Regions from separate parts of the Homo sapiens genome. Here region 1 is linked to region 2. A link is a contact called in ENCODE Hi-C or POLR2A ChIA-PET data. All regions are on one chromosome and are shown on one strand. The core of a region is the stretch at or near the end of the contact, and the rest is flanking DNA. Distances in the headings are between cores, read along the strand shown. Region 1 overlaps CUX1 (cut like homeobox 1). Region 2 has its middle 79 kb from the start of MYL10.

The links. A loop is a pair of places that touch in the nucleus more often than their neighbours do. ChIA-PET counts read pairs that join two places held with the same protein, here RNA polymerase II (POLR2A). Pooled maps may share reads with other maps.
Region 1: a map of kidney shows a loop between it and region 2 (2.5-fold over the local background). The contact joins two enhancer-like sites. A Hi-C loop is called at or near these places in 4 of 168 maps with a recorded cell type or tissue (GM23248, K562, kidney and 1 more) and 2 of 50 pooled maps. POLR2A ChIA-PET finds 5 or more read pairs at or near these places in 1 of 52 experiments (Panc1).

The regions. Positions count from the first base shown.
Region 1 is chr7:102,230,627-102,234,487 of GRCh38, forward strand. CUX1 (cut like homeobox 1) reads left to right here. Exons shown (of 24, transcript NM_181552.4): 22 at 3,426-3,614. Among named protein-coding and RNA genes, the nearest start is that of SH2B2, 54 kb to the right of the region's middle. Within about 2 kb of position 2,470, at least 3 of the 41 ENCODE cell types and tissues checked have a DNase peak (open chromatin) inside an H3K27ac peak, as active enhancers do.
Region 2 is chr7:101,706,064-101,709,702 of GRCh38, forward strand. No RefSeq gene overlaps it. Among named protein-coding and RNA genes, the nearest start is that of MYL10, 79 kb to the left of the region's middle. RefSeq lists a silencer at 208-387. Within about 2 kb of position 1,693, at least 3 of the 41 ENCODE cell types and tissues checked have a DNase peak (open chromatin) inside an H3K27ac peak, as active enhancers do.

The sequences.
Region 1 (3,861 bases), core at 1,220-3,719, 530 kb after region 2:
CAGAATGAGAGAAAAAGTCATATCAATGAGACCTTATATAATTAAGTCAATTCATAAAAATAAAAATGTAGCTGTTGATTTGAAAAAATGGCTAATTCCCATATGTTCATCAGTTATTGAATCATGCAGGGATTCCTAGACTTGAGTCATCTCCCACTTCATAGCTCGTCACACATCCAAGGAAGCAGACCAGTTGCATCACTCCTGCCCACCTCCTTATAGGAAGTGGCATTTCGTGTAAATGTTGAAAATCAGATAGGGTCTAGCTCTGTTGCCCAGGCCGGAGTGCAGTGGCACGATCATAGCTTACTGCAGCCTTGAACTCCTGGGCTCAAGCAATCCTCCCACCTCAGCCTACTGAGTAGCTGGGACTACAGGCACACACCCCAAGCCCGGCTATTTTTTTTTTTTTTTTTTTTTTGAGATGGAGTCTCGCTCTGTTGCCCAGGGTGGAGTGCAGTGGCGCGATCTCGGCTTACTGCAATCTCCGCCTCCCAGGTTCACGCCATTCTCCTGCCTCAGCCTCCCAAGTAGCTGGGACTACAGGCGCCCACCACCATGCCCGGCTAATTTTTTTGTATTTTTAGTAGAGACGGGGTTTCACTGTGTTAGCCAGGATGGTCTCAATCTCCTGACCTCGTGATCTGCCCGCCTCAACCTCCCAAAGTGCTGGGATTACAGGCGTGAGCCACTGCGCCCAGCCTTTTTTTTTTTTTAAATAGAGATGGGGTTTCACCATATTGCCCAGGCTGGTCTCAAAACTCCTAGGCTGAAGTTATCATCCATGCCACCATCATTGCTGGAGTTTTCCTTGATGTTGGTTTTACTGGGTGAAGGTTTGTAGCTTTCTTCAGGCTCTCAAATGGGTCTGTAGCCCCAAAACAATTAAAAGTCATGGCTAGGAAACATCTAGGAGTCATACAGATAATTTTCCAGGAATAATCATCTGATTTTTTTTTCCCCATTCAGCTGGGAGGCCTAAGCAAAGAGCAACTAGCTATTCATATATATTGCTTTCCCGAACATAGCAAGCTCCTTGAAATGAAAATAGATTCTTTTACCATGTTAGCATTAAGTAAAATTTTCTCTTTTTTTTTTTTTTTTTGAGATGGAGTCTCGCTCTGTCACCCAGGCTGGAGTGCAGTGGCACGATCTCGGCTCACTGCAAGCTCCGCCTCCCGGGTTCACGCCATTCTCCTGCCTCAGCCTCCTGAGTAGCTGGGACTACAGGGGCCCACCACCACGCCCAGCTAATTTTTTGTATTTTTAGTAGAGACGGGGTTTTACTGTGTGAGCCAGGATGGTCTCGATCTCCTGACCTCATGATCTGCCCACCTTGGCCTTGCAAAGTGCTGGGATTACAGGCGTGAGCCACCGCACCTGGCCAAAATTTTCTTATAACAACTAAAAAAAAAAAAATCATAAGGACTTGGGACATTTATAGGCTAAAGAGTTTGAAAAGCAGAGAAACACAGGTTTACAAAATCAGTAAATTTATCTTTAAGTTTTTTGTTTTGTTTTGTTTTGTTTTTTCTTTTTCTTTTTCTTTTTATCTTAAGTTTAAAATGACTAAGCCAGGCGTGGTGGTGCACACCTGTAATCCCAGCTACTCGGGATGCTGAGGTAGAACAATTGCTTGAGCCCAGGAGCTCGAGTCCAGCCTGGGCAATATAGCGAGACCCTGTTTCTTTAGGGAAAAAAATTAAAAAGACTGATAAGAAATTAATGTCTCAGCTTCAGTGCTTTCTAGGCAGTAAACTTTTACTTGGAGGCCCCCTTCTTAGAAGCCAGTGTGTGGTGTTTCTATTTCACATAGAGGATGTAAGCCACAGAGAGAACAAGCCAGCCCTCTGTCGTCTCCCTGCCCCGGATGGGGAGAGGTGCCTTCTGTTCTGTACACTTTATGGGGTCAAACGCTGGCCCCTCTGATCCCAGTCTCCACTTCCACCTAATAAGTCCTGTTCATTCAAGTACTCCCGTCAGGCCTTCCAGGTTATCACTGATCCTAATTTGTATCTTTACAAGCGGTGGCCCTCTAAACCAGCAGCGGAATGGCCCTCAGAGAAGTGAGCCTTTCTTTCTAAGCTCCTGACAAGCATTGCCAACTCAATGCGGCTGTGCTCTCCATAGCGAAATGCCCTCTGATCAGCCTGTGAAGCGGGCTGCCTGCCCCTGCCTGGGAGAAGAAAAGGTATCAGGAAAGGGGTTTTGATCCACTTCCAGTTACTTTATTTAGCAAAGGCAGCCTAGACTGCAAAAGCAGACTTTGGAATTGGAATCGGCCGGCCTCTCAGAAAAGCAGAGCTGGGCAGCTCCCTCTCCTCTGTCCTGCTGTGATTGTGGGTTGCCTGCCCCGTTTTCTCAGCGAGACCTGATAACCTTGCTAATTGTGGAAGGAGACGCAGGTTGCCCTCTGATTTGAGGTTGTACAAGAGAGGTCTCCTGTTTGCTGTTTGGCCTCCTGAGCTCTGGCTTAGAGATTTCACTGCCTCTGAGAAACACCACAGGTGTTAGCGTGACCTCAGCACATACAAAGCCTGAAGGCTTTTTTTTTTCCTTTTTTTTTTTTTTTTTGAGACAACGGTCTCTCTCTCTGTTGCCCAGGCTGGAGTGCAGTGGTGCAATCATAGCTCACTGCAGTCTCAACCTCCTGGGCTCAGGCAATCCTCCCATCTCAGCCTCCTAAGTAGCTGGAACTATAGGTACATGCCACCACGCCTAGCTAATTTTTTGTGTGTGTATTTTTGTAGAGACTGAGTCTCACTGTGTTGCCCAGGCTGGTCTCAAACCCCTGGGCTCAAATGATCTTCCCGCTTCAGCCTCCCAAAGGGCCCTTCCGGCCACCGCACCAGGCTGAAGGCTTAAGAGAAACGTCACTGGCCAGATGCGGTGACTCATGCCTATAATCCCAGCACTTTGGGAGGCTGATGGGGGTGGATCACCTGAGGTCAGGAGTTCAAGACCAGCCTGGCCAACATGGCGAAAACCCGTCTCTACTAAAAATACAAAAATTAGCCAGGCGTGGTGGCGAGCACCTGTAGTCCCAGGTACTCTGGAGGCTGAGACAGGAGAATTGCTTGAACCTGGGAGGCGGAGGTTGCAGTGAGCCAAGATTACACTACTGCGCTCCAGCCTGGGTGACAGAGCAAGACTCCATCTCAAAAAAATAATAATAATAAAGAGAAATGTCATTGGTTGTGTGTACGGAGAATGCAAGAGCAATGCCAACTCCCTGGCCAATGGAGAGTATTATAAGTCTGGTTGAAGATATATTTCTACCACATGTTTGCTGTAAGCTAGGATGTCACCAGCCCAACCCTGAGCCTTTAAACTCCTGTGTCTGATTTTAACCTTGACACGTACTTGTCCCTTCAGATCCCTGGCTCTCGGTGACAATACCTGTCTTGCTTCTGTTTTCTCTCTAGGCCAGCGCTTATTTGGGGAGACCATCTTAGGGCTCACCCAAGGCTCTGTCTCTGACCTCCTTGCCCGCCCCAAACCCTGGCATAAGCTCAGTCTGAAAGGACGAGAGCCCTTCGTCCGGATGCAGCTGTGGCTGAACGACCCCAACAATGTGGAGAAGCTGATGGACATGAAACGGATGGAGAAGAAAGGTAAGTCTCCCTGCCCCGCCCGGGCCGGCTGCGTCCGCATTCATAGACAGGCTGTTTCTTTCAAATCTTTCACACACAGCTGATGAGGGACATTGACCCATGACCAAGGGACCAGAGGACAGGGCAAAAATATTTTTGGATGGTCATCAGCTAATGAGTACCTAAGAGGGCTGGAAAGTTGTGTAACTTTTTCTCTCCAGCAGCCTGAATCTAAAGATTTTTTTAGCACTGGGAGCACTTTTAACCA
Region 2 (3,639 bases), core at 443-2,942:
GCTGTCTCAAAAAAAATAAAAATAGGCTGGGTGCAGTGACTCACACCTGTAATCCCAGCACTTAGGGAGGCTGAGGCAGGTGGATCACCTGAGGTCAGGAGTTCGAGACCAGCCTGGCCAATATGGTGAAACCCTGTCTCTACTAAAAATACAAAAATTAGCTGAGCATGATGGTGGGCACCTGTAATCCCATCTACAGGGAAGGCTGAAGCAGGAAAATCACTTGAACCTGGGAGGCGAAGGTTGCAGTGAGTTGAGATTGTGCCACTGCAGTCCAGCCTGAGTGGCAGATTGGGACTGGGTCCCAAAAAATAAAAATAAAAATAAATAAAAAGAACAGCATCTATGTCAGCAAATACAGATTGCTTTATGCATTTGCATAAAGAAATACTAGAAGGATACACAAGAAACTAATTGTTCCTCTAGGGATCAGGGGGATGAGATCCCTGGGACATGGATAGTGGGACTTGTGATCAATGCCTTTTCATAGCAGTTTGGACGTCAAACCGTGTGAACATGTTACATATCCACACTTTTGTAATGATATTAACATAAACAACTTACCAAGAAAGTAAACATCGATATTTATCAGGTATAGGTCTGGTGGTTTGTTCATCCCTGAATACCAAGTCCTAGATCCATGGGAACTTGCCCCCCATTTTGGGGGAAACAGCAATGGGGAGCCATTGAAAGTCTCTGAGCAGGGCAGGCACATGGTGAACCCAAGAAAGCCCATAGCCCTGCAGCCAGTGCTCAGGGCCAATGGACAGCTGCAGGGCCAGGGGACCTATGGCTGCGGCAATAGGGGCAGCTTTGGATGAAAGCGGAACTTCCTTGGGGGCTCAAGTCCCCATGCACCCCCGTATCCAATGTCCAAGCTGCCCTGGAAGCAGCTTATCGCTCAGCTCTTGCCTTCTGCTTCCTACATAGGGAGGAGATTTCTACGATCGGGAGAGAGTCGGCACCCGACAGGGCTCAAGGAAGTCCACAAGAGCCGGTTTCCAAGACCTGGGGCTCGGGCTGGGCTGGCTGAGCCCAGGCCCCTCAACCATGGCAAGTTGCTGAGAAGCCCTGCATGGCAGCTCTGATACCCAATGGGGACCTAGTGGGTGTCCCTCTTCTCCCTTTCAAAATGAAGACATCCTTCCAGCTGCAGCTCAGGTATAAGTGAAGACAGAGGGACTCTTAGGATCACTCTCCACACCCCACCTCCTTCAGGAAGCCTTCCTGGGCCATCAGGACGGTGGAACACCTCTTCAGCCTCCGTCTCCTGGACCAAAACTTGCCCTGCTGCCCTCTCCGAGTCCTCCGTCCAGGGCTGCGACCCTTGATCCTGACTTCACACCACCCCATGACCAGCCCCCCAGCACTGGCATGCTAGTCCTTCATCTGCAGCTCCCAGCCCCTCACCTTTCCTGCCCCTGTGTGGGAGCTTGTCCATACAAATATTTTGCAAACTGTAAAGGGCTGCGTACCGACAAACACTTTGCAAACTGTAAAGGGCTGTGCACTGACAAGCACTTTGCAAACTGTAAAGGACTGTGCACCCACAAGCACTTTGCAAATGCTAAAGGGCCATGTACCGGCAATGTCTCCTGAGGTTAGGAGGAGAGGGAGGGAGAGGAGAAAGCCTCTGACTGTGGTTCTCCACCACAGGCCTGGGTTTTACTGCCCTCATGAAATGCTGTGTTTGCTCGGCACCCCACCCGGTGGCTTGTACACACCTGTACGCGGAAAGCTGTAATTTTGCAGCATTAATCACAGGTAGGATCACACCCAAGTTCCTGGCACTCCACTCCCCAGGGAGGGCTGGCCAGGCCGTCGCCTTTGTGTTCCAATTATGCTGTCTTTTATTGCTTTTTTTTTTCTTTTTTTCTTTTATTTTTTTGAGATGGAGTCTCACTTTGTCGCCCAGGCTGGAGTGCAGTGGCGCGATCTCAGCTCACTGCAACCTCAAGTGATTCTCCTGCCTCATTACAGCTGCCCACCAACATGCCAGGCTAATTTTTGTATTTTTGTAGAGATGGGGTTTCACCATGTTGGCCAGGCTGATCTCGAACTCCTGACCTCAGGTGATCCGCCCGCCTCCCAAAGTGCCGGCATTACAGGCATGAGCCACCATGCCCAGCCTTATTGCTCTTTTAACGATAACAGAAACACTTAAAGAGGCAGGGTCCGAGGGTGAAAAATGACACGCAAAAAAAGCCACTGCACTTGGTGCCTAGAGGAAGTTCTGTGTCTGGACAGAGCGCTCCCCATAGGCGGGTGTGAAGAGGCTGTGTGAGGTAGTGGCTAGCACATGTGCTCTGGCATCCTACAGGCCTGAGTTCAAATTGTGGTTCTCGTGCCAACCAGCTGTGTGACCCCAGGCAAGTGACTTGCCCTCTCTGAGCCTCCATTTCCTAATCTCTAGAACGGTATATTGAAGACAAAGGACTGAAATGACCGTGGGGAGAGGCTGCTACTTAGTAGACCTTTGTCAATGCCAAGTCCTCCCAGGTCCTCCCATAGCTAGTGCTGTCTGTTTCTCCCACCAATTCATGTCATTTCCTACAGGTGTTCACTCACTGCTATGCACGCGGTAGGCACGCAGGGTGGCCGAAAGAGCGTGGGCTTTGGAGTTGATTTTTCTTTTCTCTTTCTTTTCTTTTCTCTTTTCTTTTCTTTTTTTCTTTTCTTTCGGAGTCTTGCTCTGTCACCCAGGCTAGAGCACAATAGTGTGATCTCGACTCACTGCAAACTCCGCCTCCCAGGTTCAGGTGATTCTCCTACCTCAGCCTCCTGAGTGGCTGGGATTACAGGTGCCTGCCACCACGCCCAGCTAATTTTTGTATTTTTAGTGAAGACAAGGTTTCACCATGTTGGCCAGGCTGGTCTCAAACTCCTGACCTCAGGTGATCCACCCACCTCAGCCTCCCAAAGTGTTGGGATTACAGGCATGAGCCACCACACCTGGAGATTTTTCATCTATTCAGTAAATATTAACTTCCTGTGGCCAGGGTGCTGGGGATCTGGCCCCACACAGACGGTGTAGGAAGGTGTCCCTTGGCCCATGCCTTCCTGATGCTGTGCCCTGGGTTGGGAGAGGAGTGAGGCAGGTGCAGGAGGAGAGCAACACGTGCGAAGGTCCGGAAGTGAGACAGAGGGGCTTTGGGAACAGTAGACTGGAGTGTGCAAGGGAGGGCGGGAGACAGGAGGCCCGAGGCCAGATCCTAAAGGGCCTTTGCACCTGGGCTATGGAGTCCGAGCACCATCCAGAGCACACAAGGAGCCACCAGAAGGACTCAAAGTGCTTTGATGCGCTAAGGGGAAATGTGGGTTACGAGGCCAGGACTGGAGGCAGAGGGTTGGTAAGAGGTTGCAGTTGTGGACCAGTTTCAAAAGATGGATGGGGGCTGGGCACAATGGCTCATGCCTGTAATCCCAGCACTTGGGGAGGTCAGGAGTTCGAGACCAGCCTGGCCAACATGGTGAAACCCCGTCTCTACTAAAAATACAAAAAAATAGCTGGGCGTGGTGGCAGGCGCCTGTAATCCCGGCTATTCAGGAGGCTTCAGCAGGAGAATCGTTTGAGCCCAGGAGGCCGAGGTTGCAGCGAACAGAAATCTCACACCACTGTACTCCAGCCTGGGTGACAGA